2 separate regions of the Mus musculus genome follow, and region 1 is linked to region 2. The links are chromatin contacts, found by Hi-C or POLR2A ChIA-PET in ENCODE. All regions are on one chromosome and are shown on one strand. The core of a region is the stretch at or near the end of the contact, and the rest is flanking DNA. Distances in the headings are between cores, read along the strand shown.

Region 1 (2,700 bases), core at 73-2,572, 640 kb before region 2:
TATCTGAAAGGATGTCTTTTACTTTCAGCACCTGAGGAGTGCTGAGGATTTAAGAGAGGTGTTTTTGTTTTGTTTTGTTTGCATTTTCACTAAGGTATTTACTCAGGAGTTTCATTCTTTATTATTTTCTGATCTACTACAGCCAGGTAAAACTTGCTCTGTAACCCCACTCTCCTTTTAAACAGTATTTTATGTCTTCAAAAGATAAGCTTATACTTAGGTGGTGAAGAACCAGTCTGCCTCCATCTTAGGTTTAAAAGCCATCTGATAGTAAAGACAAACTAAGTTAAACAAATTAACTTGATGAATTAAAGCTGTTAATTAATCAAAGATTGGGCTATGCCCCACCTGTAACCTTAACTACAAATGGTTCTGTACTGCCTGTTCCAGGAATAGCACTCACATTTTTGTTTCAAAAAGTTAATGTTTATCTTGCAAAAGGTTTGTATGGGTACCTTGTATGACTACCTGCTGTTATGACTGCCTTTGTGTCTTTGTTTCAGGAGACTAACTTATTATGCCTATATTCTGCTCCTGTAACTCCTATTTTGCCACAAATCCCCCATTTAGAACTCCTCTACCTCTGAGCTATAAAAGCCTTCCTCACATCCAATGAACCTTGCCTTAGGAGGAGGCAGGGGGAGGCAGCTCGTGTACAGGAATAAAAACCTGACTTTAATTAATCTGGACGAGATGATCTGAGTCGGTGGTCTTTCTCCTCCCATCTTTGGGGTTAACAGTGGATTGGTCCTAAAGTGGTAACCTTTAGAAAGCTTATTCTCTTTTTTGTTTGGGGTGGGGCGTAGCTAGGGAAATGTTTGAAAAGCAATTTCATTGTTTTCAATGTCTCATTTAATTCCAACAACCTTGCTAGGAGTGCAGAGTCAAGGTCATTTCTCCAGGGTAAGAAAAAGGAAATTTGGGAGACACTAATGACCTTGACTAATGACAAGGTCACCCAGGTTGGAAGAACCCACCCTGGACTGTAGGACTTCAGGAGTCACAGACAACCCAGTTTCCCAGTCTCCTCTAGTCTACTCAACTTCAGGAAATCAGTTCTGCAAACAAGTAGTAGCACAGAGAGAAAAGGAGTTTACCACCAGACAAGAGGAGGCAAAACGAGAAGCAGTGCGCACGCGCAGAATACGCGGGACGAGGGCGTGAAGGAGGATTGGCAAAGGCTCCACCCAGCCTCGAACCCCACCCCTCTCCCGCCCCTTCCTGCCAGAGCGCCTTGTGCGCGCGCAGGCGCACTTCCTGAGCCTGAAGGTCAGACTCGAGAGGGCAGCCCTCATATCCGCGCAGGCGCAGATGTGCGCCGGGAGTCAAGATGTCGGGTTCCAAGTATAAGCCTGCGCCCCTGGCCACTCTCCCCAGTACCCTCGACCCTGCCGAGTATGACGTGTCTCCGGAGACCAGAAGGGCGCAGGTCGAGCGCTTGAGCATAAGGGCCCGGCTTAAACGGGAGTATCTGCTTCAGTACAACGACCCCAAACGCGTGTCGCACATCGTGAGTGGGGCCGGGCGGGACTGTGGGCCGGGGCAGCCGCATCTCGCGTGGGCACACGCGGGGCCGCCCAGCTCCCTCCGTGTGCTGGACACCGGCCCCGAGCCGCACAGCCCTTGGCCCTTCAACTTCGGCCTTCGGCTCAGTGGTCAAAGGGATCGGACGGCTTCCCCCTTGGTTTAGAGAAACTTGTTCCACTCTGCATAGTCTCGGCTTTCTTGTCTGAAACATGGCCATAATATGGTCCTTCATATCTTTTGAGGCAGATTAACACATGACTGACTAATCTAGCACAGTATCTTCCTCGAAAAGGGCGTGCTCAAGCCCGGTTCTCCCAAGTGTACTGCATAAAAAGCTGTTTTGTGCCATTCAGCTCCTAACTCTCAAGGACACTTCTTTCTTTCTCTTGAGAATAGGGGTTGTTCAAATGAAGTGTGTTATAGAAGCTGAGGCTTTGATGCATTCGGCTTTGGAAGCAGACCTCATGGCCCCATATAATAACCAACTATGATCCCTGGGCAATTTACGTAATCCCTCTCAAACCATAGCTTTTTTGTGTTCTCGTGGAAAATGGTGTGCATCCGTCAGATTTGTGAAATCAAACAAGAAAGTACGTAGCATTACTATGTATGTAACATACATCACTAAAAAAATATTTTGGCAAGTGTGCTTTTAGACAGTTTCTTCTGTAAAAGCTGTCTAAATATCTCAAATGGGATTTTTTTTTAAATAAAGATTTTCCAACAATTGCATACATATTCTCTATCATTTTTGAAAGTTAGAACAACCAAGGGAAAGTTACACAAAGTGGTCAGGTTCAATGCTAGTCTCCAGGTGGCTCAGAATGCCAGGTCCTCCAGCCACAGCCTCACATACTGGGGTTACTGCCACTTGAAACCCATGCCTGGTCTGAAAGACATTTAAAAAAATTAAATGTCGCAGTCATTCACAGAGGTTACTGTGTTAGTCTCTTGGCTTTCTAGATGAGACTGTATGGACAGTGACACCCAGAAACAGGTCACACACCCTAGTCTGTGTGACTTATATTACCTTCTGCACAGATAGAGTATCCTCAAGCAGACCTTTGTTTACATGGTGAAAGAGATACACCTGTTCTATACTATAAGCTAGATAGCATGGGATTGTTACTATTTTTTTTTTTTTTTCAGACAGGGTCTGAATATACAGCAGCC
Region 2 (2,700 bases), core at 144-2,643:
CTTTAGGAAGTCCCCAATTTGCCAACAGCAGCTGGTCTATCTGGTCATCAGAAACTCTTCGCTTGTTTGTTCCTTTCAGAAAAACAAAAACAATTTAATTACCTCCAACATACAAGTTTAGTAGTTAAACCTGTTTGAATTCCTACCAAACTTAAAACACATCTTCACTTCTAGAGACCTATTAAGAAACTGATCCTATACAGAAAAATGCTAGCAATTTTTTATTTACTAGATGAAAATTTGAAAACTCTTAAGAGCCACAAACAAAAGTGTGCTATAGCTGGGCGGTGGTGGCACAAGCCTTTAATCCTAGCACTTGGGAGGCAGAGGCAGATGGATTTCTGAGTTCAAGGCCAGCCTGGTCTACAAAGTTGAGTTCCAGGACAGCCAGGCTATACTGAGAAACCCTGTCTCGAAAAAACCAAAAAGTGTGCTATACACACTGAATAAAAAGTTTGTACAGATGTGGAGGTAGAAGGGTGATTAAGCATTACAAAGCTGTTAGATGAGTTTCTCTTTACGATTTAGTACTGAGGTATCTGCATAACCAAGGGCAAAGAATTATGAAATGCACTGGTGTAGGCCTATAATCCCAACATTTACGGATAAACACCCTTGGTCCGAGATCGAGACAGCACCCAGCCTGACCTAGAGCAAGCCCTTATCTCAAAAAAGCAAACAAGAACTGGGTTAAGGTTCTAAGACAACATGTGCCTTCCAGCTTTGCTCTTTGCAGTCCAAAGAGCCTGCATCCTACACCACACCCAGAAATTTGGTACTTATATATATGAAGTTGTACCACTGGACATTTATCCTAAGCAAACCCTCGACATGGTGACAGGATCTGGCCAACTTGGAAGTTGTTTCTGGGAAGGTGTAAAGACCCAAAAACCAAAGAACGCCCATATCTACTGGGGCAGTGGTGGACTAAAACACCATCAGCTGTGCATGCTGGCCAAGAGGGAAGCCATCCCCAGGGTTGAGTCCCAGGCCGGGTACTGGATAGCAGCCCTGCCTCCAGCTATCCAGCTCCGGTGCGGGAGTGCATGGCCCTGATACTCTCGCAGCCCATCTCAACCCCTGCTGCCCTCGGCCGCGTCGGCCCCGCGGGTCGAGTACCTGTCCCTGTGAGCCTCCGGCCGCGTCCCAGCCCCGGAGGTGGACTCAGCACCGGTCCACACCGGAGCTGAGGGCTAACAAAGCTATCACCATCTCCCGAGAACGTGTCGGAGCCGGACGATGAACGCCGCCGTTTCCTACTCCGGCGCGGAAGACTCATTGCAAACAAGCTCCTCTCGACTGTTCAGGACACGACACAGTCCCATAGGCCTCCCGCGCGGGAGAACCCCAACCTAGTGACAGCTACCGCCTCCATCTTCCCGCCTCCATCTTCAAATGCAGGCCTCCCAGCACGCCCCGGAACCACAGAGTTCTCCTGGCTAGAATAACCCGACTACCATAGAGTGGTGAGGGACGGAACAGCCCGCGCTGATATCTGGCTTCCGGCCTCCGCTGGCGGCTGGGGATAGAAAAGGGGATAGAGTGCTGGAGACATTAAAAGGAACGGAGCATCTGACTGCATTCGTAGATTGTTCTAAAAACATTCCTCCTGTTTTTACTTATTTCTGGTTTGAATCGGAAGCTAATGAGTTGCCCTTATGTGAATAGATTAGGAAAGTATCTCTTCTTTACTATTGTATTGTGTTTGTTTCTTTTTTGTTTCTTCAGATTGTGTAAAAAAAAAAAAAAAAGTAGGGTTTTTTGGTAGAGCGTAATTTGTGCGGTTTTCCTCTTGTCAAATACGTGAATTAAAATAACAGATGGGGGTGGAGTAGAGGACACGCCCGGGTTAAACATTCCAGGCTGTAGACTGGTTCAGTGTCAATTATTTTGGGTTATCTCGGCCCCTTAAATAGCCACTTGTTTGGTCACACAACTCTGTCATGTTCTTGTGACTATTAAGTAAGTCGTTTGGGAATGTACGAATTTGGGAATGTAGCTTCCACCAACCCAAAAGCTAAGCATGTTATATGCATCTGAGCCTTACAGCAGAAGTTTCTCTTGATTTGCTGGATCTAACCTACCTGAAGTTTCCATTAACATCAATGTATCTTTAAACGTCTTCAGTTATAGCTCTCTTTGCTCGGAAATATAAAAACTCTGTAAAACTGCTACCACAAAACAGTATATAGAACAATTTAAATTTGTCCCTGGGGCCATAGTAACTCATATTTGTTCCAGAATAAATTTTCTTATTCCCTCTGAGTTGAGAACTGCACTTCTGTGTTGGCAGTTGATAGGGAAGGGATTATTTCTGCGGTTATATCCTGAGGATTGTATGATCAGAACTGGAGATTCTGGATAGATCCCTTTGGTGTTGAAAGAGGAGGCTCTGAAAGCACATGAGGGGTCATTCTGAACAAGGAAGTTAGTTATAGATGTGCTTTGACCAACTTCTGGACGTAAATCGGTGCCTGGTACTTGCCTAGTTCCACAGTTCATCTCACCAAGCCAACAAGTGGGTGACAAGCCTATCCTGAAGAAATTATGGCCATTGGTTTGGGGGAAGGATGTGGGGAGTGAATTTAGGAAGTGGTTAAACAATATTCTAAAATCCCACCAGAGGGAGGCATTACTCCATGAAAGAAACGCTTCCTTCCTTTATGCATTTATTCACTAGGAAATTATTGGGCATCAACA

The links. A loop is a pair of places that touch in the nucleus more often than their neighbours do. ChIA-PET counts read pairs that join two places held with the same protein, here RNA polymerase II (POLR2A).
Region 1: a loop to region 2 is called in a map of v-Abl transformed pro-B cells, with 3 times the contacts of the local background. The contact joins the promoter of Ndufb4 here to the promoter of Polq in region 2. A Hi-C loop is called at or near these places in 1 of 37 maps with a recorded cell type or tissue (v-Abl transformed pro-B cells). POLR2A ChIA-PET finds 5 or more read pairs at or near these places in 1 of 5 experiments (Patski).

What each region holds. Positions count from the first base shown.
Region 1 is chr16:37,652,990-37,655,689 of GRCm38, reverse strand. It overlaps Ndufb4 (NADH:ubiquinone oxidoreductase subunit B4), which reads left to right and starts at 1,322. Exons shown (of 3, transcript NM_026610.1): 1 at 1,322-1,510. The coding sequence starts at 1,331.
Region 2 is chr16:37,010,479-37,013,178 of GRCm38, reverse strand. It overlaps Polq (polymerase (DNA directed), theta), which reads right to left and starts at 1,393. Exons shown (of 30, transcript NM_029977.2): 1 at 1,120-1,393; 2 at 1-72. The coding sequence starts at 1,279.